Regions from separate parts of the Homo sapiens genome. Here all the other regions are linked to region 5. Evidence: chromatin loops called from intact Hi-C (ENCODE). Cell type or tissue: mammary epithelial cell. All regions are shown on one strand. Links, peaks and the distances in the headings refer to the core of each region. The heading gives the core; the rest is flanking DNA.

Evidence for each region. A loop is a pair of places that touch in the nucleus more often than their neighbours do. Peaks named below come from ENCODE experiments on the same cell type or tissue, not always from the same donor. Only the 100,000 strongest peaks of a DNase experiment are listed, where the experiment ranks them.
Region 1: it touches region 5 in a loop (7-fold over the local background); 24 of 110 quality-filtered maps call a loop at or near these places.
Region 2: it touches region 5 in a loop (13-fold over the local background); 9 of 110 quality-filtered maps call a loop at or near these places.
Region 3: a loop joins it to region 5, with 7 times the contacts of the local background. A loop is called at or near these places in 3 of 110 quality-filtered maps.
Region 4: a loop joins it to region 5, with 9 times the contacts of the local background. A loop is called at or near these places in 6 of 110 quality-filtered maps.
Region 6: it touches region 5 in a loop (10-fold over the local background); 25 of 110 quality-filtered maps call a loop at or near these places.
Region 7: a loop joins it to region 5, with 20 times the contacts of the local background. A loop is called at or near these places in 92 of 110 quality-filtered maps.

What each region holds. Positions count from the first base shown.
Region 1 is chr20:9,614,478-9,618,890 of GRCh38, forward strand. All of the region lies in intron 3 of PAK5 (p21 (RAC1) activated kinase 5), which reads right to left. Among named protein-coding and RNA genes, the nearest start is that of LAMP5-AS1, 100 kb to the left of the region's middle. RefSeq lists an enhancer at 1,955-2,144. In mammary epithelial cell, for the core only: CTCF peaks have their summits at 2,757 (motif pointing right) and 3,660; no DNase peak of the experiment used is centred there.
Region 2 is chr20:10,355,911-10,360,323 of GRCh38, forward strand. No RefSeq gene overlaps it. Among named protein-coding and RNA genes, the nearest start is that of MKKS, 76 kb to the right of the region's middle. In mammary epithelial cell, for the core only: a CTCF peak has its summit at 2,253; no DNase peak of the experiment used is centred there.
Region 3 is chr20:10,631,479-10,635,891 of GRCh38, forward strand. No RefSeq gene overlaps it. Among named protein-coding and RNA genes, the nearest start is that of MIR6870, 16 kb to the right of the region's middle. In mammary epithelial cell, for the core only: no CTCF peak of the experiment used is centred there; a DNase peak (open chromatin) is centred at 1,833; H3K27ac peaks cover 271 bases.
Region 4 is chr20:10,652,283-10,656,688 of GRCh38, forward strand. It overlaps JAG1 (jagged canonical Notch ligand 1), which reads right to left. Exons shown (of 26, transcript NM_000214.3): 5 at 4,116-4,176; 6 at 186-316. Among named protein-coding and RNA genes, the nearest start is that of MIR6870, 4.8 kb to the left of the region's middle. In mammary epithelial cell, for the core only: no CTCF peak of the experiment used is centred there; a DNase peak (open chromatin) is centred at 2,499; H3K27ac peaks cover 1,737 bases.
Region 5 is chr20:9,976,903-9,981,315 of GRCh38, forward strand. No RefSeq gene overlaps it. Among named protein-coding and RNA genes, the nearest start is that of PARAL1, 7.2 kb to the right of the region's middle. RefSeq lists an enhancer at 519-1,718. In mammary epithelial cell, for the core only: a CTCF peak has its summit at 1,669; a DNase peak (open chromatin) is centred at 1,689; H3K27ac peaks cover 876 bases.
Region 6 is chr20:10,534,385-10,538,797 of GRCh38, forward strand. The region is part of intron 2 of SLX4IP (SLX4 interacting protein); the gene reads left to right. Among named protein-coding and RNA genes, the nearest start is that of SLX4IP, 100 kb to the left of the region's middle. In mammary epithelial cell, for the core only: a CTCF peak has its summit at 2,264 (motif pointing left); a DNase peak (open chromatin) is centred at 3,647.
Region 7 is chr20:10,424,720-10,429,132 of GRCh38, forward strand. The region is part of intron 1 of MKKS (MKKS centrosomal shuttling protein); the gene reads right to left. The region is part of intron 1 of LOC128706665; the gene reads right to left. The region is part of intron 1 of LOC128706666; the gene reads right to left. Among named protein-coding and RNA genes, the nearest start is that of MKKS, 7.3 kb to the right of the region's middle. RefSeq lists a silencer at 3,544-3,593. In mammary epithelial cell, for the core only: a CTCF peak has its summit at 2,575 (motif pointing left); no DNase peak of the experiment used is centred there.

The DNA.
Region 1 (4,413 bases), core at 303-4,302, 360 kb before region 5:
TCAGAGAACACCAACCACGATGAATGTCAAAATTAAGCCTAGCCACATTGTTTTCAAACTACAGAAAAATCAGATAAGGAAAAAAATCCCAAAAGATGCCAAAGGTGAAAAACACCTTACTTCCTTAGAGGAACAAAGGTAAGAATTTCATCTGACTTCATGGAAACCATGCAAGCAAGAAGACAGTGGAGTGAAATATTGAATGTGTTGAGAAAAAAACTCCACCAGTCTAGCATTCTATACTCTGTGACATTATCCTCCAAAAGTAAAGGAGACTTAAAGGCTTTCTCAGACAAACAAAAATTCAGGGAATTTGATGCTAGCAGATCTGCCTTGTTAAATGTTCAAAGAAGTTATTCAAGGCAATAAAAATTGTTATAGGTCAGAAGGTCATATCTACATAACAAAAGAAAGAACATCAGAGAAGAAATAAGTGAAGGTAAAATGAAATTTTTAACTTGTTACTCTTAATCTAACAGATCAATTTGTTCAAAATTATTGTAGCCACAATGTATTAACATATATACAAATGTGCTACCGAGCCATGAAAAGATATGAAGGAAACAAATGCATATTACTAAGTAAAAGAAGCCAATCTGAGAAAAGCTATGTAATATATAATTCCAACCACAGGACTCACTGGAACAGGTAAAACTAAGGTGGCAATAAAAGGATTAGTGGTTGTCCGGGGTTAGGGTGTGGGAGGGATGAACAGGTAGAGCACAGAGGATTTTTTAGGGCAGCGATTCTTTATGATATGACAATGGTAGATACAGCTCAGACACTTGTCAAAACCCATAGAATGTGCAAATGAAAAGTGAACCCTGATGTGAACTATGGACTTTGAGTGATAATGACGTGTCCATGGAGGTTCTTTGACTGCAACAAACATGCCACTTTGGTAGAGAATGTCGATCAAGGGGGAGGCTGTGCATGTGTAGGGGCAGGGGGCATATGGAAATCTCTGTACTTTCCACTTAATTTTGCAGTGAACCTAAAACTGCTCTAAAAAGCAAAGTCTATTAAAGAAAATTCACAATAACCTAAAACAGATGTAGGCTAGATTTGGCCAGAGGGCTACAGTTTGTCGAATCTTGACTTAGAATAAGTCCTTCGTTGAAGAAGTAAAAACTATAACAAAAACCACCAACCAAAGTGTGTTCCAGTTACTGCTGCTGCATAATAAATCACCCCCAAACAACTCTTTGATTTTGCATAATCGTGTGGGTCAGGAATTTTGGAAGGGCATCTGCTGGGCAGTTGTCGATCACTGTAGTCAGATATTGGCTGGGGCTGCAGCCACCTGAGGGCACAAGGGCCAGACATCCATGATGCTCACTCCCGTGGCCTGGCAGCGGATGGTGACTCTTGTCTGGGGGCACAGCTAGGCAGTCTGCTGGAGCACCACATGAGGCCTCTCCAGCATGGAGTTTTCTCAATGCTGCATGCTGCCCCCACAGCAAGCAACCCAAGAAAACCGGTGAAAGCTACATGGCCTTTCCTTTTCTAGTGCTGAGAAGCCTCAGAGTAACTTCTTCCCCATTCTTCTGGTTACAAGAGAATCAGGAGCCAGTCCCACGTCAAGGGGAGGGAAGGTAGACACCACCTCTGATGGGAAGCATGTCAAAGACACTGTGGCTAATTTTTAAAATAAAGCAATGTTGAAACTACACTCCATTGTACTTCTACCTGGAAGCAGGGGATGGGTAGAAATGAAATTAATATTTATCACTATGAACCATGCATGATGTCAAATACAGTACACATGTTAGCCCACAACAACTTCCTGAATTAAAAAGGGCAGTTCCTATATTACAGATGAGGAACTGAAAGCACAGAGAGTTTCAGGTGCTCCTCAAATTACGCCAGTAGCGAGTAGCAGATTCTAATGTCAACGCCAGATGTGCCCAATGTTCATCCTTCCAGACTATTTTATGCTGCTGGAAACACGGCAAAGACAAGTAGCATGTTGGGAAGGGAATCAGCGTTCTCTTCGGCTAAAGCCTTTGTGTTCTCTATGGTAGGGTTTCTCAAACTTTAACACATATATACATCCCCCGGGCATCTTGCGAAAATAGATTCTCATCCTTCAGGGCTGGGCTGGGGACTGAGATTCCACATCTAACAAGCTCCCAGGGGATGCTGCTGCTGCTAGCCTGTGGCTTGCACTGTGGGATGTGGGGCTCTATGGCACAGCAGGGTGATAATACACTGGGGTGCAGTGCCCAGACAAGGCCCAGAGAGCCAAGCAAAGCATGCGTCCTTCCTTAGGGGCCTGATAACCTTCCCTATTCTGGGGGCAGTGAGAGTCTAAGGATAGAAGTCCAGGGGTGGGTAGTGGGTGGAATGTGGTTGAATTCCTTGGCAGTCTGTCCCACAATGCCAGTAGGCATAGGAAGAAGTTAGAAATTGCCATTTTCTTCTGGGAAAATCTTTTTGTTTATTCTTTCACTTTGGTTTTTCTGGAGTTGTACAAAAATACGGATAATTGCAAAAAGCTGGACTATTGCAATTGTGTGTGATTCAGACAGAATAAGCCTGAGAGGCATAACTGAGTCCAGAAAAATGCCAAGTCATAAATCAAAAGTGAGATCAAACTAATTATTCCAAGTGAGTCGATGGCACAACACTTGTTTATCTCAATACATAATCGGCTTCACTAATTAAAATGCAAATTCGATTGCATTTATAACTGGTAACCCTGCCAAGTTAAAGCTTCAATACATCTGATGTGTGAGCTGTACGAACTTTTCAGGGACACTAGGTGGCGCCCGTGTACTTTTCTTGAGAAAGCCAGGCTGCTTTAACCATTTAAAATTTCAATCAGTGGAAAGAAACGAGTTAGCCCAGTGGTTCTCAAAGACATTGAGTCAAAACTCTGGGGATTGGGCCCCAGATCTGTACGGTAAGTAATTCTTCCCAGACGATTTTATTTTTATACCAGTTGGTTAATGTAATGACATTGGAAACAGCTAGCACAGTTAAGCGCTTAATTGCTTAATTGTAATATGATAAAACTGAGGCTGAGAGACTTACTCAATTTGCAGGGATGAGACCCAAGAATCCCAATCCTTTTTTTTTTTTTTTTTTTTTTTTGAAATGGAGTCTCGCTCTGTCACCCAGGCTGGAGTGCAGTGGTGCGATCTCGGCTCACTGCAAGCTCCACCTCTTAGGTTCGCGCCATTCTTCCGCCTCAGCCTCCCGAGTAGCTGGGACTACAGGCGCCCACCACCACGGCCGGCTGATTTTTTGTATTTTTAGTAGAGACGGGGTTTCACCGTGTTAGCCAGGATGGTCTCGATCTCCTGACCTCGTGATCCACCCGCCTCGGCCTCCCAAAGTGCTAGGATTACAGGCGTGAGCCACGACGCCCGGCAAGAATCCCAATTCTTATCTGAACAGCTCTTCTACCAAAGCACGAAAAATAAAAAAAGTGGAAGTTTACATGAGGTTTGTTGTCAAAGCATCAAAGATACCTTTAAGCCTCTAAATTGTGTCCTGAAATTGAAGATACATCTCAGAAGAAAAGGTCGAACCTATCAAAAGAAACGCTACAACGAATTAACATTCAGTGGAGGTAATATTAGTATAAGGAAAAATAAACATTATGTAAGCATGTGACAAATAGGCTTGTAATGTGGCTCTCACACAACTAGATGACAGCATACTCCAAGGAACATACAGCGCTGGGCGACACTATCAAGGGAGAAGGAACAGCTCTAGGAAGTGCCAGAACATACAGTAAATACTACATAACTCCAAAGAGTCAGGTACCCCCCCAAGTTTTAACCCCTCTAAATTATAATCAAATTGATAAAACATAGCTCCACTCCATGTGGCTACAGAGTTTTCTGTTAAGATCCCCTGCCCAGTGTTATTGCTGAGACATATGTTGATACACAGGACAGACTATTACGGCCTGGAACTTTTTTTTTTTTTTTTTTTTTGAGACAGAGTCTCGCTCTGTCACCCAGGCTGGAGTGTAATGGCACAATCTTGGCTCACTGCAACCTCTGCTTCCCGAGTTCAAGTAATTTTCCTGCCACAGCCTCCCGAGTAGCTGAGATTGCAGGCATGTGCCACCAGGCCCAGCTAATTTTTTTTTTTTTGTATTTTTAGTAGAGATGGGGTTTCACCATGTTGTCCAGGCTGGTCTTGAACTCCTGACCTCGTGATCCACCCACCTTGGCCTCCCAAAGTGCTGGGATTACAGGCGTGAGCCACTGCGCCCGGCTGGAACTTATTTTTAATTCAATCATCAAATCTTTATTGAGCAGGGTGACAGGTACAGTTCTATAAGTACAAGCAACTTAAGGAAAAGCTGAGATGAATCGATATTTTCATAACATATCATATGTTTCAGGACTGGAGGTTTTAAGAGGAAGAAAGGAAGGTAGAAAGTGGCTTCTCTCA
Region 2 (4,413 bases), core at 130-4,129, 380 kb after region 5:
TTTATGCTTCCACTGTATAAAAGAGTGATCAATATAAAATAGAACCATAGAAGCAATGGACTGTAGATAGAAGTTTGGAAAGCAAATAACTTGAACAAATTGGTTTTGGTGAAAAATAATGTACTCTGATTATCCTAACCCCAAAGTACACATCATCCCTAGAGTGCCACATGACCATCCTGGGCATTTCTTTTAGAATAATATAAGTGCCTAAGAAGCCTCAGGAACTTGGAATAAAATCAATTAGTATTTGCTGTAATTTCCATAGCATGTGTGACCCTTGGGTTGAAGAGTTAAAAAGAAATGTATGAAGCCTAGCCAAGAAGTCTACAGTGGAGGAAAAAGTATTTGTCTCAATTTTACTCCAGAAATTCTGTTCTTGAATGGGAATGTAGACAAGAATGAAGAAATTCATTGAATGAAAATACTAATTTATATCCGTGGCACTTAGTCAACTAATTTGTTTCAGGCTTTTAATAGTTGAAAATGTTGGACCAGCATTTATTTACTTTTGTTTTTTAGAGATGAGGTCTCACTATGTTGCCCAGGCTGTGCTCAAACTCCTAGGCTCAAGTGATCCTTCTGCCTCAGCCTCCCAAAGTGCTGGGATTATAGGCGTGAGCCACTGGTGCCTGGCCTAGATCAGCATTTCTAGAGTCCAACAGGAGTGTTAGTGTTTTAAAGAAGAACGTACCTTAATGGTTTTCAAATTCTTCAGGCAGCAAGTCTGGAAATCATGATGCTTTTTGTGGAATCTCATGAAATACTAATATATTTAACTCATATTGTGGCAGACTGGCTCCATGCTCATTACTCTTGTTTCTTTTCCTGGCACATGTGACAGCTCCACTTTCCAGCCTCCCTTGACCTTCAGTTGGAGCCATTTGACTGGAGTATGACCAATGGAGTATATATAGAGGTGCTGCTGACTGGACACATGACCAGATGCACCATCTCTTTTCCCCTTCTGTGGCAACCACAGAGGCCACACATTACAGAGCATAACATGAAGGAAGCACAGAAGCCTGAGTCGCTGCTTGAAGGAGAAACTCCCAGGGGGCCAAATAACCAGAAAATTCTACCTTGGATTTTGCTTAAATAAGAAATAAATCTTTATTGTGTTAATCCACTGAAATTTGGAGACGATTTATTACAGCATTTAGTGTTACTTACTGTGATGGTTAATTTTAGGTGTCAATTTGCCTGGATTAAAGAATACCTAGAAACCTGGTAAGGCATTTGTATTAGTTCATTCTCACACTGCTATAAAGATACTATCTTAGACTGGGTAATTTATTAAGAAAGGAGGTTTAAATGACTCACAGTTCTGCATGGCTGGGAAGGCCTCGGGAAAGTTACAATCATGGCGAAAGGCGAAGGGGAAGCAGGCACGTCTTACATGGTGGCAGGAGAGAGGGAAGAAGGGGGAAGTACCAGAAATTTATCAAACAACCAGATCTCGTGAGAACTCACTCACTACCACGAGAACAACATGGGGAAAACCACCCCCATGATCCAGTCATCTCCCACCAGGTCCCTCCCTCGACATGTGAGGTTTACAATTTGGATTACAATTTGAGATGAGATTTGGGTGGGCACCTAGCCAAACCATATCAGCATTGTTTCAGGATGCATCTGTGAGGATGTTTCCAGAAGAGATTAGCATGTGAGTCTGGATGAACTAGGTGGGGAAAGTGGTCTGGCATCATCCAATCTGCTGGGGGACGCCCCAGAGAACAAAAGCAGAAAAAAGGTGAATGTATCAACCTATCTGCTGGAGCTAGGATACACTCTTCCTCTCTTGTCCTTCAACAACATATATATATCTTCTTGACTCTGTCTCTCTGAAGAACTCTGATACACTTACTCTAACTCAGTGTTGTCAAATATAGCTTGAATATAGGCCTTCTGATATTGTAAATAAAGTTTTATGGCAACACTACCATGCCTGTTTGTCTGTGTATTTTCTATGGCTGCTTTTGCACTACAGTGACAGGGTTGAGTAGTTGCAGCAGAGATCTCATGGCACACAAAGCCTACAGTGTGTACCATGTGGCCTTTTAGGAAAAAATTTGCTTATCTCTGCTCTAATTAATATACCTATGAATGGTAATTTAGCTCCAAATTTTATATTTGGTTGTTTAAAATTTGTTTACATATTAATAAAATGTTGACTTAAATTAATAATTAGCATATTCTTACAATTTGCAAAAAAGAAAACTCTGACCATAGCACATGGTGGCAAGGCTATGAAACAATAGGGACCCCTATAGGCCACTATGGGTAAATTACATATAAATTAAAACAACTTTGTAAAATAAGCAATATCTTAAATGGATAAGTTATGGCATAGTTATAAAATGGGATACTGTACAGGCTGGGCTCATTGGCTCATACCTGTAGTCTCAACAGTTTGGGAGGCCAAGATGGGAGGATCACTTGAGCCCAAGAGTTAGAGATCAGCCTGGGTAACATAGTGAGTCCCCATTTCTACAAAAAATAATAAAAAAAAAAATTAGCTGGGTTTGGTGGCATGCACCTGTGGTCCCAGCTACTTGGGTGTCTACAGTGGGAGGATCCCTTGAGCCTGGGAGATAGAGGCAGCAGTGAGCTGTGATTGTATCATTGCACTCCAACCTGGGTGGCAGAGGAAGACTGTCTCAAAAAAAAAAAAAAAAAGGAATACTAGAATACTATACAGTAGTTAAAAAAAATGACCCACAGTTATATGCATCAACAGAAATAAATCTCACAAATATATGTTGACAAAATACAGCAAGTTGAAGAAAATTTCATACAATATATTACCTTTTAGGTAAAGTTTTAAAAGATGCATAAAATTCTGCATAATTTCTTAGGGATACAGTCATGTTTGAAGATAATTGCAGGGTAATATCAATCACCAAATTTAAGATAGTGGTTCCCAACCAAAATGCCCATGAATGATAGACTGGATAAAGAAAATGTAGCACATAGACACCATGGAATACTATACAGTCATAAAAAAAGATGAGTTCATGCCCTTTGCAGGGACATGGATGAAGCTGGAAACAATCATTCTCAGCAAACTAACACAGGAACAGAAAACCAAACAACCGCATGTTCTCACTCATAAATGGGAGTTGAACAATGAGAACATATGGACACAGGGAGGGGAACATCACACACTAGGGCCTGTCAGGGGGTGGGGGGTAGGGGAGGGATAGTATTAGGAGAAATACCTAATGTAGATGACGGGTTGATGGGTGTAGCAAACCACCATGGCACGTGTATACCTATGTAACAAACCTGCACGTTCTGTACATGTATCCCAGAACTTAAAGTACAATTTAAAAAAAGAATAAATAAATAAATAAATAAATAAGACAGTGGTTTCTCCAAAGGGAGGGAGTTGTAACTGGGGGAGAGAATACAAGAGTTTCAAATGTAAAGGTTAAATTCTACTTCTGAAGCTGGGTAGTGGGTACATGTTATATTACCCCTGTGCTATTCTTTATACTTTTTTGATTGTTTTTAAATGTCACCATAAATTTTATTTTATTAAAAAATAACATTTAGTACAATATAAATTGCTTTAAGTTTATAAAACAGAAATGTTCAATTAAATCAAACACTTGCTTGGTGGATTTGTTATCATGAGTAGACCATGAGCTCATCCAACTTTTAAAAACGAAAATACAAATGGAATTATTTGCATTCAACGGAAGGTGCTGCTATTTGGACCTTGGATTAACTCAGTCTATAAATAACCTCGAAAAAATAATAAACAACAGTCTTGAGATCTTATGCATTGATTCATAGTAGAGGTTATTTTGTAAAAAGGCTAAGATAACTTTGCCATAACCTAACTGTATACTCATACTACAAAAATAATTCAGTTGGCTTAGGTTCAAAATCCAGCCACAGTGTCGCTATTGTGCTGAAAGGTCTTTGCTTGTTGTTATTTCTCACTACTTCTGAAATCCATTACAACCCTTTGGTTATCTTCAGTGCTGTTGGTTCTGTCTAATTATTCCCTAGAGATAGACTAGAAAACACAGATATGAAAGTAAGGCTTGAGATTTTAATGACAGCAGGTTGGAGGTGGGCAGTGAAAGTGACTGACAAGTAGATGATCTTTCTGCATAGACTCTATGCCAAATAAGAAGGTCTACAGTCATAAACATTTATATATTGACAACTTTGGATATAATAATTCTAATAATAGCTTTATAGAGTTTTACAGAAACAGTAATTAATAGATCTTGATATTTCACTTCCTGCTGATGTCTTAGACCTGATTTTAACAGAACCTAAAAATAGTTTCTAATCTGAATTCATTAAATACACTCACACTTAATAGGAAAAGAACACTGAATAACACATTCAAGTGTCAGGATTTAAAAACTCAAGCCAAAAACCATTTGGTTAATC
Region 3 (4,413 bases), core at 313-4,312, 650 kb after region 5:
TTGGCACACATTTTATAAAATAGGGGTTTGGAGGGATATAGAAGAAAAAAACTGTGTTCTATTCTCATTATTCGCAGGCTGTAGACAGCTGTCGACACTCACAGACCACACACTGTTGTAGACTTCAATTAGGCACCAAGTTTTGTACAGTCCTATAGTTCATTCTTGTCTTAAATGAGCTTTTCTTTCTCCTGCACCGGAAGCCGGCTCTGAATTGATCAGGGAAAAAGCTAACAACGATTTGTATAGTCACAACCAAATACGACACCTACAAGTGACATAGCTGGTACGATCCTTTTTAGAAGAAGCCTATGTTAGTTTTCTATCCCTGTGTAACAAATTACCATAAATTGAGAGACTTAAGACAACATAAGTTTATTATCTCACAGTTTTTGACACTTAGCTGGGTCCTCTGCTGAGGGTCTCAAAGGCTGAAATCAGGGCGTCAGCCAGGCTGCATCCTCATCTGGATGCTCAACCAGGGAAAGGTCCACTTCCAAGCTCCCTTGTTGGCAGAATTCAGTTCCTTACATTTGTAGGACTAAGATCCGCATTGTCCCGCTGGCTGTTGGCAGGGGACTTCCTACAAGCCATTTCGCGGGTCCTTGCCACATGACCTCGTCCATTTCATTAATGGAGAAACCTTGGCATTGAATCACTTTCATGCTTTGAATCTCTTTGACTTCTCCTTCTGTGACTAGCCAGAGAAAACTCTCTGCTTTTAAAAAGCTCCTGTAATTAGGTCAGCCCTACCTGGATAATCTACATTTGAAGGCTAACAGATTTGAGACTTTAATGACATCTGCAAAATCCCTTCACAGCAGTACCAGGATTAGCGTTTGATTGAATAACCAGGGACCAGGGAGCTTTGGGAGCCATCGTGGAGTCCTGCCTACGACCAGATCCAACAGCACTTAGCTCTTCTCTGACAGGCCCAGTTTAATGGTGTAACGGTGAGAAAGTAGACTGTCAGTTGGAATCTAGCTGAATTCCTTAATCTTTTAATGGTTACTTAGAGCAAATACTGAAAGCAGTGTTCTTTCCTTTACCTGTAGCCCTTTTCATGAATATTAACTATAGTGGCACACATTTATTGTCACCATGACAGATGAGGAAACTGAGGCACAAAGAATTTTGGAAACTTTCCCAAGTTAGTAAATGGCAGTGCCTAGAATCTGGGTCTGGCAAACCTCAAAGCCCAGAAACTGTGTTGTTAGAGCACACAGGTGGAAAATTTCAAACCAGGAGCTGGAAGGAAGAGCTGCAGTTGGAATCAAAGAAGTTTCACTCCAGAATGCATGCTCTTGACCACTAAGCACACAGCCTGGCTTTGCACACCAAGAGGGTGAAAGTAACAGTCCAGTGAAGGAAGGGTCAGGCCCACGTGGAGGCTGAATGCTCTGCAGGAGATGTTCAGGACCTCTTTTGTAACTGCACTGCAGCCAACACTGTCCGACTGAGAGCTCACAGGAAGCACGGAAATGACAGGGCGTGGAGGTGGAGAAAGCCAGAGATTGTGGTCCCTCCCGGCCCCTTCCCACTCCCTTTACTTTACTAGAGGCACTTTTTTCTTAGTTTGTTGCAAACCTGTAGGACATGTCACGTTTGCGCTCTTCCTTTCTGCTTTATGCCTTGAATTCTTTAAAAATTCTTCTAAAGTAACATCACTGCAAAGCCAGAGAGAGCCCCTGAGGGTATCTGATTGTTCATGTCCTGAACTTGGAGGGTTTATGTTTCTGTCTTGGGGATGGGGTTTTTCCAAGTCACTCAGTGTGGGTGCCTGGGCGCAGAGGAAACTTCTACATAGAATGTACTTCTGGCCTACCCTGACACGACAAACAGGTTGTGGAGGAGTAGCCTTTTGGGGATGTCAGGTGGAGGAAGCAGAGCTGCCCACAGGCAGTTCCAGGAACTCTCAGGTGTGTCTGAACTGGCCCAACCGCACACTGGACGTGGCGAACTTCATCACATTCAAGCGATCTGGATTTTAGTCCTGTTAAATGCTCAGGTGTTTTTGTGGTGATAACCTGGAAGGAAGCTGCCAGGGGGAGTGGGAGTGGTTAGAGAACGTGGGATGAGGCCTAATGATAATTGCAATCACCTGACACTGGCGAGGACCCTGGCACCTGCATCTCAGCCCCGGTGAGCAGCAGTGTGGTTCTGAAAACACCTGTAAAATGTGCATGTGTGCATATGCGTGCACACACACAGGCAGCAATAAGACCTAGTGAGGCTGTTGATTTCCTTTCTGAACCTCTTTTCCTGCAACTCATTTTAATTCTATGAAGCAAAAACTAAAAGGGAAATCAGAAACTTCCCAAGAACAAAGGAACAGCCTACAAAGGAGCAGGGCTTAATCTTCCTTTGATGCAGAAAACACCTATTGCTCCTGGGTTTATACAGATGTCACTTTCTAGGCAGAACCAGTTCAGATTGGCGACACTGTCGTAGCAGTCGCTTCCTGTGACCTCCCTTGAGACTTTGCATCCATTTTTGTGAAGTGCTGATCTCCCAAGGTTTTACCTTTTAAAATCACACTAAGGGCAGGATGCCGGCATAAACCTCGCAAATTCCCAGAAGAGGCAGAAAACACAGCAGCCCAAGAAGCAGGAGCCCAGAGTTCTAGTTCTGGCTATTGCTAACTCTGTATAACTTCAGACAAGTCCTTGAACCTCTCTGGGCCTCAGTTTCCTCTTCTGGGAAAGTAGTGGGGGTTGGATCCTTTGATGGATAAGGTCCTTGATTGCATTAACATCCTGTGATAAAGGTGTTTCACATGTAACATCTATGATAAAGGTATTTCAACTGCACATATCTCAGCAAGGGTGAACTAAAACAGCTTTTCACTCTTCAGGTGCAGAACAGAGGGGGCGAACCTGTTTGGTTGACTGAGTAGTGATTAGGAAGCCAGCTGCAAACTTGTATTTCCCCCGAGGATCACCGATGAGCACCACCAGCCCTGCCAAGAGAGCTTCTCTTTAAAACAAAGCTGTTACTTTCATGTTGCTGGCATCTGCGTTTGCTTTCTGGATAACTCAACCCTTGGGTGCCCTGGTGTGGATATTTGCAGTGCGGGTGGGTTGGAAAAGGCAGCAGGCAGACCTCAATTCAAGGTTCTTACTGGATTTAAGAGCCTTTATTCTCCAGGTTAATTTTCCTGACTTGCGTATCACAGGTTAATACTGGACCCAGGCATAATGATACATAATTTGAGACTTGTAAAAGCTGTCTTGGACTTGAAAGAAACACACTCTAAGCCAGGAAGGTTGTGCCCAGCATGCAAGAGCAAGTAATACAGGTAGAATATATGTCCAAAGCAAGAGAGCCGCACCCTTTTGACATGATCTCAGAGGCTGCCGGGCAGGGTTTAGGCTCCTCGGCTGCCAGGCAGCGATACCACGGCGGCCCTACAAGCATCACTCCCCCCAACCTGCTCTTAGTTTTATTTTAACAGCCATTGGAAGGCAATGGTTCGCAAACGGAAATTCGTTATTTTTAATAGACCCCGAAATACCTCGTGGATTTGAAGTGATGCAACAAGATTGCCCTAATGGTTTCTAAACTTTGTTTTTAAGACTTCTGGGGCCAGAACTGTAGAGAACTGCCTCAGGGCACCCTTCTAGCTCAGATAACCAAGCTGTTTGTTGGCATTGCTGGAGACTGACATACCCTGAGCTGGGATGTTTAGCTGCTTGTGGGGTGGAAAAAAAATGTTAAGAAAAATAATTGTTGTTTTTGCAAACTATCTATTTAAAAACAGAACCTCAGGAAGCAGATTTCTGTTCCAATGCTTGGATGAATCAGAGCTTACAAAGTATAAATACACATTAGCAGGAGGAGGCTTCCCATAACCCATGTGCTTGTTGTATGTCTTCCCAGACCAGGAACCTCTGAACTCCTGTTTCTCATTCCCAGTAGAGGCAAGAAAGAGACCCACAGTCGAAACGGAAATGGTGGAGCATTGCTCAGCCCAAGTTTCAAAGCCCGAAAGGCCTGTAGAACTTTTTTTTTCCTTTAAAGGCAACTGGTTTTTTGCTGCACCTTTGCTCACTTTGGAGCAGACAGGTGTAAGCCATTTGGAAAGGTGGGAAACCCACGCTCTGGCCCATTTTGCTCCTTGCTACCTAAGAAATATTACAGAATAAGTTCATTTTGACTCACTGACCCCTCAGATCAGCTAATAGGCATGAAGCACTTAGACCACATCTTGCTCAAGGGGCGGTGTAATCATTTTACTTAAAAATGATGTCAGGTGGCAATTTAGCAACAAACTGGCTTCCAGGCTATTTAATTCAGTTTAACAAGGAAGAAAAACATTATAATTAGTTAAGAGCTGGTACTGTAGCACTTTAGCAGAGTTGCTCCCAATTTTTAGAGTGCATGAGTCGGGGAGGAAGAGCGAGCTTGTCAAAA
Region 4 (4,406 bases), core at 1-4,000, 680 kb after region 5:
GCCTGTGAAGATGGCGAACCCACCATGTTTCTAGCCCCAGTCGTCTTTTAAAAAGAAAAACCAGAAAACCCACACAGCATTCAAGGAGAATTCAGAATAAAAGCCCCTGCCAATAAAATTAGAAACCAAATTAGTGCCATCCCACCCCCAGATCCCACCCTGGGTCTCATCCCTAAGGGCCATACCTTTGTCACAGAGCTGGCCGCCCCAGTTGGTCTCACAGAGGCACTGCCAGGGCTCATTACAGATGCCGTGGACGCATCCCGGGTGTGGGATGCACTTATCACAGTACAGGCCTTGCCAGCCGTACTGGCACCTGGAGACACACAGCACACCTCCAGGTTAGCCTTTTGAACGTTAAGAGACACCTGTACAATTCAAATGGAAGACTGCAAAGTCCAGGCTTTTTCTGTTTTGTTTCTGGGGACAGGAAGGTAGACTCCCAAGGCTCATCAGGGGCTCCGTATAAACAAACATTTTCACAGTTGAGCTGAGGTCCCCTCCCAGCCGACTCCTGACAAAAGGAGGGCTGTTTGGGAAGAGGCCAGCATGGGGATGCCCTTCACAAAGCCACTCTCTTCTCAGGCTCACACGAGTGAGCCAAAGGTGAAGGCATGGAATAAATCAACCCGTGCACCTAGTTGCGACAGACTATAGAGGAAAGGACTCTCTCGGTGACAAGAGAGCTATGCCAAAGTCTCTGCAGACGCTGCACTTGCCACTCTGCTCTTTGTCTGCACAGAAAGTCATGACCCCAGTGCACAGAAATGCAACAAGCCACCAAGTGCAGCAGGAAACTGCCTCACGATGACGCTTTATTTAAAAAAACAAGGAGAGAAAGGGGCACCCTCCCTTGGCCAAAGCCAGAGTAGGCTCTCTAAACCCACTTCTATAGGGAAGGAGAAGGAAATGACAACACTTGGAACCAACTCCATAATTTGTGTCCCATTACTGTGTGCTAATTTATAGTGATTTCTTGCTTTGCCAAGAAAAGAAAAAAAAAAGAAAGCAGTCTGCTTAATTTATCTAGTATTGGCGGAGTTGAGGTTCTTTTATATAAGCACCTTGATTAATCATACTCTTTTGGGGCCAAATAGTGCCTCTGATCCCCAAGCAAAAACAAAAACAAATACAACAACTTTCATCTGGGGTGGGAGAGGGGGCAGCGTCTCAAACCACTCTCCCTTGAATTTTCAAGCCCTCTGAAACTTTAATTGCCTTCTCAAGAGCCAAGCTTTAACAAGGGTGGGGGAAGGCAGGGAGAAACATCAACTAGCCTCCCGGTGGAGCGTGGAGGGTGGAGGGTGGAGGGTGGGGTGCGGGTGGGATGGGCAACATGTTTCCAGAACGGGACCTGGGAAAAGCCACGATCAGCGCCAACCCCCTAAGCTGCTCAGCTGTAACTCTGGAAAACAACCCCCGCCCCCTCTAGCTCCCCAGAAGGAAAGGCTTTCGGTTTCCCAAGAGCGGGAGGCAGGCTAGCAAATCCTTGTCATGGGAAAATTATAGGGATCTAGCTAATAGCTAATCACCCACGGCTGAGAGTCAACTTAACCCCTGAGAATACTGACTAACCACTTCCTAACTTCTGAAACCAAGCTATGCACACCCACATGCAAAGAAATCACTAGAATGTGTGGTTTAAAGTTAGACACTGGATTCTGGTTTATGTAAAATGGAATGTCAACGTGACAAGTGACTAAAGGAGTAAGATAAGAACAAAATTACAATCTAAATAATTTCTCAAAAGCGGACACCCACGTTAGTGGGAGGTAAGGGTGTAGCCATTCTGTCAAGGCTGATATTCTTAGCCTGAAAGATAGTAAGAGGGAACTGATTACGAAATGGCAATATTCTCACCGTCTTCCCTTATTCTCTTCCAAATTCAGGATCACTAGCCCTCTTCAAGTTGCCTCATAAAGGCAAGGAGAGGCAGCTGAGGACCCAACCTCACCTAATTAAAGAGACCTCAATCCCCAAGCATAAAAAAGCAACCACAAGAGGCCATGGATGACTTCAAAAGAAAACAAATAAAAATACTGACCCTAAAAGAGGCACCAACCAAGTTATCCCAGTTTAATAATATATGATTAAGATTCTCATGAGAAATTGAAGTGACTTTCCTCAGATGATGATTCATAATTAAGTTTGATATTATTGGCAGGCTTGCAATAAGCAAGCATGTATACCCAGGGAAAGGGACTCAGTCTACTTGGGAACAACAAAAACCAGTAAATTTTCTCATGTGGGGGTGAAAAAAAAAATAACCTGTGTAATACATAATCCAAAAGACAACTTGCAGGTAACTTGCCATTCAACTATTTCTGCAGCAGGACACAACCTGAACTTCCTCAGCGTGAAGGTTCTGTTTTGACTTTCTTTCAAGGTAGGGAGGGAAAACTGGGCTGGGAGACTATGCAAATGATGTGTGGGAAAGTCGCACCTTAAGTAAATAAGGCCATCAGTGCGTGTCTGGGCAGGGAGAGGGAGGTGGGACTTCGAAAGAGAAAGGGCTAAATTCTGGAAACAAAGCCTGTTGTTCTGGCTGGGAGGGCCCTCCCCTGTATAGCTGTATGTGTGTTCTGATGACAGCAGCACAAATCACAGTCGGCCTCCGCTGATATCCATCTGAGCAGGCAGCAGGCTTGGAATCACTAATAGCACTGCCATTGGGACTTTCTCCAGAACACCCTTAATTAGGAAGAGTTAAGGTAGGTGGATTCCTGCTCCGCATTGGACAGCAATGCTGTTAAATACTACAGTCCATCGCCACCAATGGGAGACAGCAGGAGAAGCCCCTCAGCCTTCCAGGAAATAAACTATCTTTCTGAAGTGTAGGAAGAGACAATTCGGGACAACCAGTTCTTAATTTAGTTCCATGTTCCCCCTTGCATGGGAGGGGAACAGACGGAGCGGTGGAATCATAAAGGTAAAGGCCACAGATAGTTCTCTTTAAAGGAGTAGCCTCAAAATTTACTAAGCAGCAAAGTCATGTGGCCAGCTTGTCAAATGCAGACTCCTGGGCCAAACCAAGGACTAGGATTCTATGGATGTGGGACGGAGCCCACGAACCTGCATTTTAACAGCTCCCTTGTTAATTCTGGAAGTTACACTTTGAGTACTGAGGTCTGGGGGCAGTGATTGCTGATGGTTCCATCAGCAGCATCGCTTGGGAGCTTGTTAGAAATGCAGAAACCTGGGCTCAGCCCAGACCTATAGAATCAGGACCTGCGTTTTAATAAGAGCCCCAAATAACATTAGTTTGGGACATACTGGTTTAGACTATGTTTCATAAGATTCCCTTTACTCATGTCAGAGTAGCTTTGGGGGCAAAAGTGACAGGCTCAAAGGATCCATTTAGCGTTACTCCTTAAAATTTGGGAGGAGGGAGAGCAAAGCATTAAGACTGCCAAAAACACCACAGACACCAACAATATTTCCCAAAATAAGCCTTTTCCAAACGGGCGTAATATAAATTTCAAGAAGTTCCAAAACCCGCCATCGTGAAGTGGTCAGGGCAGGCCTCCCTTTGGCTTCCGCATTGTTCCTGGACCATAAAGGAACAGACTTCAAAGGACTGCAGCAAAAGTCTACATTCATCAGGCTCAACTGACAAGATTCCAGGGCAGCCATTAACCTCTCAGCACCAACCCAGCTCCCGCCTGCAAAGGGGCCAGGAGATTGGACTAATCCCATTCTAAAGAATGCTGGACTTTCGCCTATTGATGGGAAAAGTCGGGGAGGGGGCTGGGAGAAGAAAGCCTTGGTGGAAGAGGAGAGAGACGCAAAGAAACAAGCCCACATCCCTCCATCTAGCCCATCAGCACTATAAGGGAAGATTATAAAAATGTGTTATCAATTTACAGAACAGTTAATACATGAAGTCACTGGCTATGCCCAAAGAGTTTCTTTTTATTCCAAGAGAGAAGTGGTGTGTGCATTCCACCAGACAGCTGGTATAATTTAATAAGCTTCGGATGTGTCTATCTGAATTTTTTTTTTAAAAAAGCTTTCTTGTTCTCCAAGGAAAAAAGAGGCATAGTCACAATAAAGTCAGTTCCTCTCTTACATAAAGGAAAATTAAAAGAAATCTCACAAAAGACCAGTTGATTTACCTGCAGTCACCTGGGAGTTTGCAAGACCCATGCTTAGGACTGCAGCCTTGTCGGCAAATAGCTGTAAAAAACAGAGAAGGGCGTGTCAGCACACTGCCTGTTCCTTGCATCGCCCCGGTCATGAGAATGGCCCATTGCATTAAAGTCTGCAAATTCCACGATTTTAACAGGTCTCATATCAAGTCCCTTGTAAGGAGAGGAAGATGGGAGGGGCCCAAATAACAAAACCAGCTTTAAACTTCAAGGCCTTGTTAGCAGATTCTGAAAACATGATATTGTTTGGGGACAAAA
Region 5 (4,413 bases), core at 167-4,166:
GACCTATTTCTCATCTTCCTCCTCCTCTTCAGCCTATTCAATGTGAAGATGATGAGACTGAAGACCTTTATAATGACCCAGTACCACCTGATGGAAAGTAAATATATTTTATCTTCTGTAGGATTTTCTTAATAACATTTTCCTTTCTCTAGCTTACTTTATTATAAGGCTACAGTAGATAATACACATAACATACAAAATATGTGTTAATCAACAGTTTATGTTATTAGTAAGGCTTCTAATCAACAGTAGGCTATTACTAGTTAAGTTTTGAGGGAGTCTAAAGTTATACACAGATTTTAGACTGTACAGGGGGTCAGTCCCCCTAACCCCTGCTTTGTCCACGTGTTAGCTAAGAATAAAAAGCAGTTGTGTCTCCCATCAGTCCTTTCCTTGTCTTTTGCTTTTAATGCCTTCGTGTAGCTCATCAGCAACAGCCTGGGTTCTTTCCACTCGCACTCTTGTCTGAAGTCTACCTTCAGTTCCTAGGCATTCCATATGCCCATCACCCAGTTGCTGTGAAGGTTAGATGCCAAATGGCTTCCAGCCACTCTTTCCCCAGAGGACTACTTTCAGTGCAGAAGGGGTGTCTTGCCAGGAAAGTTTTGTCTTCCCTCTGTGTAACCATGGACAAACAGCCAGTGACTGAGTGATATAGGGACATAAATCTGTGATACGGCTTATGTTTTAGAGCTCTCCCTATGGGATCTGCCTGAGGCTAGACCTTACCTAAGACCACATCCTTGCAATCCTTTCTCATCCCTTTTAATCCCCTTGAGGGTTTACCCTGAAGAGTGCTTTCTCGGTACATCACACACACAGAGGGATCCCTGTCCTAGGCTCTGCTTTGAGCCTGCACTTCCTGTGCTGTGATTTGATAGTCTCTGTACTAATTCCATCTTCCCTTCCCTTGTTTTTCAAACATTTCACATCCCTTATTGTGTGTGAGTCATTGCTTTTATGTGGCCCAACATCAGGAAGCTGTAGGTAAGACTATTAGTGCTCACTTTAATTATTTCTTTAGAAGTCATTCTGGGTCTGAAGATCATTACACCCAACTTCAAAGCAATCTTGACTCATATTTCATCCAGTCTATTTCACAATTCTGCAAAAGTAGGAATAAAATAGAATTTCCATGCTTTCTCCAATAAGGATCTTTAAATAAATAACATATTCATAAAGTTCTCCCAAGATTCTATTGTACACAAATACCAAGTACAACTTGTAGTTGTACTTAAAAAAGAGTAGTTGCGTTTAAAAAAAGAAGTTGACATCAACTCATAACTCTAGCATGTCTATTCCTGAAAGCAGAAACAATACTTGAGGCTAAGGAAATAAAACAGAATTAGGTTAGTTAGTTAGCTTGTGTTATTAAAGTTAACTTTAGATCCCTCCTAAGATGAATCACTTATTCACCCTCTACTGACACAATTTGTTATTTTGAAGAAGAGAGAGTTTAGGAGCTAAGAAATGGTTTATTTTAAAATATCTTTTTAATAGTGGTGAGCTTTTGAGCTAACCATAAAACTGCTGTACAATAAAGATGCTCATTAAGATAACAAAGGTAGGGCGATTAAAGTGAAACTGTGAGCTGCATCCTCTGTATCTGTATATGAGTCGTTAGGAAAATCCTCGTGACAGCAAACCAACAGAATAGGCAATAGGTGGTGCTGTTGCTATGTGTAATGCCTAGCAAAAGACAAGATGACGCATAAGGGGAAAATATTTGCCAGAAAGAGCACAAGACAAAAACATACCCCTAACTTCTGAATTCTCCAAAAGATGGCAGTGTCATTTCTTTGTCTCTCTTGTCTGAGCTCCACCACTTATCATTGTCTTGTTGAACTGAAGTGCTCAATTTTTGTGTTCTAGGCCAAAGCTATGGCCAACGTGCCATTTTTATATGAAGGTTGAAAGGATTCAATAGATCTCTGATATTGCTCAGCTGATCCGAAAAGACATCCAAATGCAGAGGAGATACAGATACCCACTGGAACAGGGGTCTTTAAAAATAGAGGATGTCCAGAAACTCCTCAGAATACATTGATTTCTGTAACATTTGGTAGAATTATTCCACAGTTATCTTTTGGAAAAGAAATGAGAAATATTTGGGAATAGTTCTTGAAGTTTGTTATATGATCTGGCTCTGTGTCCCCATCAAATCTCATTTTGAACTGTAATCCTAGTTGTAATCCCCACATGTTGGGGGAGAGACCACATGGGAAGTGATTAGATCATGGGGGCAATACCCTCATGCTGTTCTGGTGATAGTGAGTGAGTTCTCACAAGATCTGGTGGTTTTATAAGAGGCATTTTCCCCTTTCACTCTACATTTCTCTCTCCTGCCACCATGTGAGGGAGAACATGTTTGCTTCCCCTTCCGCCATGATTGTAAGTTTCCTGAGGCCTCCCTATCCATGTGGAACTGTGAGTCAATTAAACCTCTTTTCTTTATGAATTACCCAGTCTCAGGTATGTCTTCATAGCAGCATGAGAACGGACCAATACAGTTTATAAAATAAAAAGATAATTTGCAATAAACTTCCATAAAATTCAAAATAGTTTTCAAAAGGAGCATTAGCTATGCTAAACAAAAAAGCAGCAATATGAACAGTTAATAAATAGCAAAGTCTCTTTAAAGTATTGCTTTAGGCATGCAGAATGGATTTTTTTCTTTTTTATCTGTGATGGGATTTATCATCCTAGTGTTAGTTTAGTCAAATCAGTCTTCATGGTTTAGAAAGATGTCCAGCTGTGAAAAGGAAGTCACCTTGGGATTAAAATTTGACACAAATGATCAACAAAATGGAGAATATTTTACCATATTGGACATGCATTTTCAGACAGATTTGTGGAGATAAATTGTTTCTGATTCCAGTGGTCACACAAGAAGATACTGGCCTCTTCAAACTAATTAATTGAGTATCTTCAATTATTGCTACCCCTTGAAGAGTTGCAAACAAAGAAAAATAAGTTGCATTGTACAGTATAGTGAGAAATAAGGAGCAACAAAAATGATGCCTCAGCTGGGCATGGTGGCTCACACCTCTAATCCCAGCAACTCTGGAGGCTGAGGCAAGAGGATTGCTTGAAGTCAGAATCTGAGACAAGTCTGGGTAACACGGCAAGACTCCACCTCTAAAAAAATTTTTTTTAAATAAATACATAGCTGGGCATGGTGGTGTGCAACTGTAGTCCCAGCTACTTGGCAGGCTAAGGCAAGAGGATTGCTTGAGCCCAAGAGTTCGAGGCTGCAGTGAGCTATGACTGCACCACTGCACTCCAGACTGGGTGGCATACTGAGACTCTGTCTCTAAATATATATATATATATATATATATATATATATATATATATATATATATATATATATATATGAAAATAATGCTTCATAAAGTTTGTAAAGTTCTTTCTATGCACCTGATAGTCTAAGCAACTTTTTAAGATAGGCAAGATCATTAATACTGCCAATTTAAGTTTGAATATTCAAGGCACTTTTCCAGCACTTTATACTTATTAAATTATTTAATCTTGTAATGGCCATATGAGGTAGGTATTATTATTGTCCCCCTTTTCCAGCAAAAGAGACTGAAATAGAAAAAAGTTAAGTTGCTTCCCAAGGATATACAACAAGTAAGCTAGCTGGAATTAAAACTCAGATAGTCTGAAAAACTCACACAATCATTGCATCATCATTTTTAGAGGTAAAAATAGACATTAAAGTTTATATAACAAGCTATTAAAGATGCAACTGAATTTAAAACCAAGGTATTAATGATTTGTGGCCTGATGGTCTTCCTTGAGTTACATTCCATTTTTCTTCGGATAATTCCTGACTTGCCAAAAATTACATTCCCCTTGAATATAAGTGCCATCTAGACTGGTCTACACAGAGACTGTGGTAGGCTGGTATACCACAGATATTTCTCTGCACTTGACCACAGTGCTATCTGGAATTTCATGCCCACCCATCTCTGTAGGCTTCAGAATAGAGTCAGCCTGCTCTTGCAAGACTCTTCCCAGATACAAGTTCTCATCTGAGAAGTCTATAGTGGCCAGTTTAATGCTGACCTCAAGGAAGAAGGGGAAAGAGAGTGGTCTTCAGACTTTAAGATTCCAGACCTATCTTCACTTTGGCAAGAAAAAGGAAATTACTAGATGATTGCAAGTATAGGCAATATAGCATTCCTGAAAGCAGCTTGCCCAGTCTCCAATATTTTCCCAAGGATACGTAAGCATGATAGGACAGAAGTGTAGAAGTCTCAAATCTTAAGAAAATAAGATATTGCTCTCTTTAGCTAAAGCTTTGCTGAGCTTTCTTGGTTTACTCCTGTTCAAGCAGTTCTTACAGTTTCTATATAGGATGCTTATTGTATCAGTCAGCTTGTGCTGTGTTATGCTACAGTAACCAGA
Region 6 (4,413 bases), core at 311-4,310, 560 kb after region 5:
GGAAGCTGGCAGTCAGATCAATCACACAGAAGCAGGAAAAATTGCAATCTTGAATCATTGTTTCAAAAAGAGGTACATGATGCTGCCTGCAAGATAAAGGGTGAGTTGCCCTGGTCTGGAGCCTTAGAAGGTTTCCGTAAAGAAGGAGCCTCGAGTCAAGCCTGAGCCTAGGGGAAGGTGGGGTAGAAGAAGGAATGGGGAGCTCCTTCCAGCAGAGCCAAGGTCCTTTCTGCTTTGTCCTGCTCCGTGTTCAGCTCCTGGCGCAGGGCTGGCGTCTGGGGTATGCTCAATAAATTAAAAACGAGTGCATGAACAGAGGCCAGCAGGGCTGGAGCAGAGCACAGGGGACAGTGGGTTGGCATGGTGCTGGAGAAGCTGGCAGGGGCCAGACCTCACAGAGGCTTGTAGGTTATCATGTACTTGTAGGAGACCACATAGGTTACCATGAAAGGAGACCACATAGGTTGTTATGAAAATCAAGATAATTTTTAGAGCAGAAGGGGGAGCTATTAATAATTACGCCTGGATAGAAAGGCGTAAAATGCAACTGACTTGGGTGTACCGGGATATGGTCAACCTCTTACCAGCTTCCTAGGATTTTAGTCTTTATTCTGAGAGGAGTGGAAGGCCCCTCCAAAGGTTTTTAGCTGGGATGAGGTTTGGGGTGTGGAGGCAGGGCATGGCATGATCGCTCTGGCAACAGACTGGTAATAGATTGAAAGTGAGTTGTTGCAGGAGAGAGACCAGGGAAGACGGTTGCAGAAGGCCAGGCTGGAGCAGGTGATGGCTTGGCCTGGAGGCATGGAAGGGGTTAGAAGTGATGAATTGCAAATGGCTGCTGAGGAAGGGAAGTGTTGAGGTCTCAGAATTGGATAAGTCCTAGTGCCACTGGCTGAGTCAAAACAGGAGGAGGGAGCAGGTTTGGAAAGAACGTGCAGGTTTTGTTTGTTTTTTTGAGGCAGAGTCTTGCTCTGTTGCCCAAGCTGGAGTGTAGTGGTGTGATTTTGGCTCACTGAAACCTCCGCCTCCTGGGTTCAAGCAGTTCTCCTGCCTCAGCCTTCCAAGTAGCTGGGATTACAGGTGCGTGCCACCATGCCCAGCTAATTTTTGTATTTTTAGTAGAGATGGGGTTTCGCCGTGTTGGCCAGGCTGATCTCGAACTCCTGAGCTCAGGTGATCCACCTCCTCGGCCTCCCAAAGTACTGGGATTACAGGCATGAGCTACTGCGCCCGGCCCAAGAACATGTAGTTTTGTCTAGGGTAAGAGTCAAGGTATGAACTTAAGAGGTTTCATCCTTAGTCTCATGAATTCCCAAACCAGGAGAGAATAATGGAACTACCTGTGTTGCATGCACATTCATGCTCCATCCTCACCCCTTCACCCAGGTGTTCACTACTCACATATGCCTGAATTTTATTAACTAAAAACAAGTTCTTTCCTTCACTAGAGATGAATGTGTTTAAAAAGCAAATATTGAGTAAATTTGCATAGCAGATCAAATGCTTTCAAAGGGGTAAGGATTTTGGAGAATGCTTTGTTTTGAGAAAGCCTGAAGACCCTGAGCTAGAGACACACTGTTTAGAAAGATGAGCCTGGAAACACTAGTGAGGGAGAAAAGCAGAAATGAGCGCCGGAGACTCCACCAAGGGAGTCCGAAAAGTCAGGGCACTGTGGGTGAACTTGAACCTGAATGTAGAATGGCTCTTACGGTATCTATAATTTGCAAACTTCTTATATACTATTTACATAATAGTTCTCCACTTAGAGATCTTTAACACACCTTCTTGTTTTTTGGAATGTGACAAGTTTTATAGCTAGTATGGACAGGAGAGAGGATAACTTTAAAATGTGGTGAATAGGGCTGGGCGCTGATGGCCTATGCCTGTAATGGCAGCATTTTGGGAGGCTGAGGCAGGAGGATCGCTTGAGCCCAGGAATTTGAGGACAGCCTGAACAACACAGCAAGACCTTGTCTCTTTAAAAAAAAAAAAAAGGATTAAATAAATATGGTGAGTTGGTTGCAGTGAGCAGTGCTTCTGTATCATCAATTAGAAATATTGCAACGGTTTGATCTCTCAGTCGCCTGTTAGTTCATCCAAGGAAAAGGAAAGGCAGAGAGCCTTGTTTCTTTGCATGTGTGACACTCAGAAGCCAGCAGTTCTGCAGGCAGTTTCCTAAGGTCTGGCTCCCTTGGCAAACGTTACCTTGGCTGCAGGTAACTTTATTCTTTGTGAATAATGCCAGCCTGGCCACCGTTGCCCTCTTCTGGTAAGGGGCTAATGCTACAAACGTACTGAGTTTTACAAGGAAGGAAAACTCAAGCTCGATTTTCACTTTGGTCAACTGTGCTATGCCAGCTGGCATAAATCCCTACAATGAAATGAATGTTTGGTTTAAAATGTTGTAATGTATACTCAGACCATGGAACCATGTGAGGGTCTAATCTTATTTACAGTTTTGGCTTTGAGGACTACCTTGGGTATCCATATCATTTCCCACAGTTGGGCCACTTTCTGTTTGGCAAAAAAGATTTCTTTCAGCCTTTTCTCTGCCTGTGAAACCCTGTCTGGCTGCTTCATTAGCTAACACATGTGTGAATTTGCATCATTGATAATGGCAGCAAATGCAAGGAATATGGTTTTAATCAAATTTTAGTATCTAATATCTCTGAAGCTTAGGGCATAGAACATTAGAGGCCTGGGATAAACAATTCATATTCAATAGCAGCATTTTAGCATTTCTTGGTGACATATTTACACAATTTATAATTTAGAGATGAGTTTATGTTACATGGTAAAACTTGAGAATATGCTGAAATAACGCACTGTGTTGGGAGGGGGCAATGAAAATATGGGGCTACTATGGCAGTTTATGCAGGAACTACTTTAAGGGCAGTCCTTGTTGCCCTACCCAGTGCTTAATTTTTTGTGACCAATCTTTGGTTGGCACCTCTCTTTCCCTCCCCAACTGGGAAGAAGGTAAATACTCCAGTCAACTAAGTGGGCTTTGTGTTTAATGGAACCCGTAATGAATACTTACAAAGGAAACACTGTTTCGTGAGGCATGTACTTCCTTACTATAACTCTTTTTAAAATTTAGATTCTTAAGTAATCCATTAGGTTGCAGTTTGGCCCGAAGAGTATCACAGATAAAAGCTAGCTACCATACTCGTTTGGATTATTAGGATCTAAAGACATGATGTTGATCTTTTTATGCTGGATCAGTTTGATATTTACAGTTCAGTTGATTCATGTAATTTTTCTAGGAATTGAATAGCAACAAGAAATACATCTAATATCATGATCTCCTTATGACATTAATAATACATGAGAAGAATCTTTAAGTTTTACCCTTATGCAAATGCCCCATGCAAATTACCCAAAATAAAAATGGTTAGGTAACAAGGTCTCTCAAGAGAAAGGACAACATGATCATTTAGATTTTGACAAAAGTAATGAGATAGCCTATTTTTTAGATGTTGTCTGTTCACAATTCCTGAATTTATTTTTTAATTCCTTTCTCCCTGCCTCCATCCCTTCTTTCATTGATTTAGGCCCTGTTAAAAGCTAACAGTGATATAAGAATGCTTTATAGAGCTGGGGTAGTTTGTCAGCTGGCCAGGTGATGAATCATGGAATAGAATTCTTTCTGTGACCAAATTAAACCCTAATCCCATGAAGAAAGCAGTCATTGACAACTTCTGGCAAGGTAAAGACTAAGAGGACCCTTTCTTTGTTGTTCCGGGCAGCTGGGAGGATGAGCAGCATCCACACTCTTTGGCTGAGCATTTTGTAGTACCTCTTTGACCCAGGGCCATTTGTACCTCTTTTTCTTCCTCCTCTTGGCCTTTGATCCCTACAAATTCTCCAGGGCTAAGTCAGCTGGCTCCATGCAGAAGGTTTTAGACAAGGTTTCTCTACTTTGGCACTAATGACATTATAGACCAGATGATGCCTTGCGGTGGGAGCTGGCCTGTGCAGTATAGGGTGTTCAGCAGTATTCCTGGAGTCTACCCATTAGATGCCAGCTGTGACAGTCCTAAATGTTTCCAGACATTGTACACAGGGAGGAAGGGAGCAAAATCACCTCTTGATTAAGAATCTAAAATTACAGTTCTAGATTCTTATTGATAAAGCCCTTCATCTTTTTTTTTTTTTTGAGACAGAGTCTCACTCTGTCGCCCAGGCTGGAGTGCAGTGGTGCCATCTTGGCTCACTGCAACCTCTGCCTCCTGGGTTCAAGCGATTCTCCTGCCTCAGGCTCCTGAGTAGCTGGGACTACATGTGCATGTCACCATGCCCTGCTAATTTTTTGTATTTTTAATAGAGATGTGGTTTCATCATGTTGGCCAGGCTGGTCTCGAACTCCTGACCTCAAGTGATCCACCTGCCATGGCCTCCCAAAGTGCTGGA
Region 7 (4,413 bases), core at 202-4,201, 450 kb after region 5:
ACTTTTTTTCTTCTTAGTTCCTCTGTGGTTTTTTACAAAATGAAAATTAGAGCAGGGCACGGTGGCTCATGCCTGTAATCCCAGCACTTTGGGAGGCCGAGGCAGGTGGATCACCTGAGGTCAGGAGTTTGAGACCAGTCTGGCCAACATGGTGAAACCCTGTCTCTACTAAAAATACAAAAAATTAGGCTGGTGTGGTGGCAGGCGCCTGTAATCCCAGCTACTCGGGAGGCTGAGGCAGAAGAATCACTTGAACCTGGGAGGCGGAGGTTGCAGTGAGCCAAGATCATGCCATTGCACTCCCACCTAGGCAACAAGAGCTAAACTCCGTCTCAAAAAAAAAAAAAGAAAGAAAGAAAATTAGCATTACTGTTCTTTTCTAATAAATATAGTATAGTATAACCTTACTTTTTAAAGTTAGCAAATATAGAAACAAGGAAAAGAGAGCTAAAATCTTTTGGGTGTAACAAAAATGTGATCATGATACACATGCTGTTTTGTAATCCCTCTTGCAAAGAATATAAATCTCCATTATCATTTTTAAGAGCTATACAGCATTTGATTATAATGGCGATATCCTAATTTGACCAATCTGTGATTGAAAGAAATTTGAGATTTTTCAATGCTTTATTGCAAAATATGCTATGGCAATAAATATTTGTGTAAATACTCCAGAGTCCATGCTCAAAGCCTCTATGTGCTGCTTTTCAGAATTAACAAATTTCTTAAAAATTAACTCATTTTTCAAATGAACTTGACAAGAAAGTTTTTAAAACCTTGACTTTTAGAAAGGTTCATGATACTGAGAAGCAGACAGACTGGGAGATCCAATTTGTGAAACAAACTTAAGCTATTTACAGTTTGCCTTGAGATGGTCCTTCCCTCAAAACACTTGGCAAGTTGTTCCAAGAGGCATGGACTGTCTTGTAGAGATTCTGAGTCTAAAACAAAGATTTCTCAAGAATAAGCTCAAAATGATCAGATTTGATGAGCAGTAACTGGTTAATCCCTAAAATAAGTTAGTGTTTGATGCTCATTTATTGAACTTTTCAAGTTTGGAGCAAAGCAACAAGAGAAATGAGATTTTTTCCCTTCCTTACCCTCTAATGTACTTGCCACTGCCCTTTCTTTCTTTCCTGAATCTTCTTTAAACATATTTCTAAAAAAAGACTCCTTTAGAAGGATAGAGAAATCAAGAGACATGAAATGAGATTAGTAAATTTTAGATCAAGTAAAATAGAGTTGATATTTATAGTTTCATTTACTAAAATGTCTTTTGTTAAGTTTAGAAAAAGTTTAGAGGCAATCTTAATGTGGATTATGCTTTTCATATTCTTCTCTCAAAAGTATGGTCTTAAATTATTCAAAAGTTTCATATTTTTCATTTTGTTTTGCTTTCATAGCAACTTTATGAGATCATTTTATAAATGAAGAAACATTAAATGATTGATTCTAAGATTACTGTCAGTTAACTGTGGCATTCAATTTAGATGTGAAGTCTTTAAAGTCTTGCCTAGTACTCTACTAAGCAATTCTTCAAGTCAAGAATTAGTGCCCCAGCTTGGGCAGTACTGTCTATCAGGATTTCCAGTGTGTGATCACGGATGAGGGGAACATTTGGAGGGCGTGAGGCACACCCTTGAGGATCACTGAGGTCAACTAGCTTGGGGCATCATGCCTGGCATGTTGTTCTTTTTTCTTTTTTTGGGACAGTCTCACTCTGTTGCCCAAGGGGGAGCGTAGTGGTGTGATCTCGGCTCACCTCCGCATGCCAGATTTAAGGGATTCTCGTACCTCAGCCTCCCAGGTAGCTGAGATTACAGGCCCACGCCACCATGCCCGACTAATTTTTGTATTTTAGTAGAGACGGGGTTTCACCATGTTGCCCAGGCTGGTCTCAACTCCTGGCCTCAAGTGATATGTCCGCCTCAGCCTCCCAAAGTGCTGGGATTACAGGCATGAGCCATGCACGCCCCGTGGCATGTCCTTGGCTGATTTTCATGTCAGGTATATAAAAGGTTAACAGCTGTCATTTCACTTGTCCAAAATTAGAGGGCATCTTACAGTTCTGGAGGTAAGAAAAACAAAAAAATTAGAGGGCAAAAGAGTCTATATCCTCCAAAAACACATCCGTGACCTACTAATGGTTGAGATTAGCTGGGTTAGTTCAGTTTTCTTTAATTTAGTTCTCAGTATAGAATGACAGCAAGAGATTAATGAACAGAAGAGGGAGAACTTGCTATGCTTCTACCTCATTATAAATACTGTAATCTTTTAGAGTAGCTTAAAGGCCAAGAAAAGAAAACACTGACACACACACACACACACACACACACACACACACACACACACACACACACAAAGTAAGGTTAAGGGCAAAAAGGCAAGCAAGCTTCCTAGAACTTCCCAAACAGCTGGATCTAGCCATCAGATTATTCTATCTAGCATAGTATTAGTTAAAGCCATCAAGTTTTTTTAATTGCTTCCTGCAAAATTAGGCCTAAAATAACTTGGATGCAGGGAATGTTACATCAAATGTTCTCATTTTGCCTATTGGGCTTGCTGGGCGCCATCTGCTGGCCTTTTGGACACAGTGTAAAACGGATTCTTTTTGGTCTTAATTGCTGTTGTGATTTGAAAAAATTGTAATTTTTAAAAACTTCCACTGAATGTAATTTAATCATGAGAAGAACATTAGATAGAATATTAAAAACCAATTAACCCAGCTCTTGTGATAATGAAACTTTATGAAGTTTACTGGAATTGTACTATGCCTTTTCTTTTACAATGACAATGTTGGCTTTAGGTATTTGTGAATTCTTCATTTCTGAATTCTCATCATCAACATTCAAAAGTTATTTTTTATCCTCAATTTTTAATACAGCAGTTTGAATTGTGGCATTTTTTCTGTGTACACAATAGAAAAGACTGCACGTGGTCTTCAACTGTGCTATGAAATGAACTGACATGGTAAACAGAACAATCGTTTTCCTTTTTCTTTTCCAACTATATCACCTAAAATAACACTCATTTTGCTGGACTTCTCCAGTCTTGTAAAAACACACACCCCAAAAACAATACTGTAATTCTTAATGAACCCATGGATCATAATTGAGTTCTAAAGTTTCCATTCTGCAAATCCTACCACCTTCCCCACCAAACCATTCAAGGTCAGCTTGACCTATATCCAAGAGCTGGGCTGCTAACAGCGTAACTGAGTCAGGAGTGGATCTGCAGTCAGAAGGCCGAAACAGGTATGCGTAAGTATCTTATGTCTTTTGCTATTCCTCCCTGCTCATTGCTGTGAATTTAATGTATTTGTAAATAAAAAATATACTGAAAGCATCATAAGTCTTATATGGGGGTTTCACTAATTGTAGGCAGTCTCAAATATTAAGCAAGTGATTAACAACTAATGAGAAGTGAAAACTAGCTTACCAGCAAGCTGTGGTTTATCACAATGGTTGTAGTGGTTTATAGAGTTGTCTGAGAATCCTGTCCCCTTTCACTGTTTTTACACCCTGGCTGCCATTTGATGCTGGTGATTGGTGGAGGAGAGGGGAGTAGGTATCATGCAGATAGCCAGATTGTTCCAGATCAGATACCTAGATGAATGGGCCTTTAGTGCTACAGCAAACACTTTATGTTCCTGGTATGTTCTGAATCCCTAAAGAGCCCATTTCTACCCTTCATCATTTTCAAGATTTTAATTGTATGCTCCACCTTCATTTCTGCAGATAACCTATTGGCCAGAGGACATTATAGCTCTTTAGGTATGAACACCTCTAACTTGTTGTCCCCTTATGTGCACCTTAGCTCTCAACTAAATCTTCTTTCAGCTGGGCGCGGTGGCTCACGCCTCTAATTCCAGCACTCGGGGAGGCTGAGGAAGGTGGATCACTTGAGGTCAGGATTTTGAGACCAGTTTGGCCAAGATGGTGAAACCCCATTTCTACCAAAAATATGAAAAATTAGCTGGATGTGGTGGGTGCACCTGTAATCCCAGTTACCTGGGAGGCTGAAACAGGAGAATCGCTTGAATCCAGGAGGCAGAGGTTACATTACAGTGAGTCGAGATCGCGCCATTGCACTCCAGCCTAGGTGACAGAGCAAGACTCCGTCTCAATAAATAAATAAATAAATAAAACTCCTTGCCTGCTGTCAGAAGAACTGGTATTCCTATTACCTGTGTTCCAGTCCCACTTTCTACTGTGTCTTTGGGGTTCTAACTTCATTATCCCCTCTCATCTACCTCCAACCTTCCACTCTTAAGGGCCTTTCTCTTTTGCATAACTATGACTATTTTTCTCCACTGAAAAGAGTCAAAAACAAATTCCCTAAGGCAACTGCCCTTTACCATCTTCCTTCCCAGTACTACACAATCTCTTTCCTTTCAAATAATGCATCTTTTCC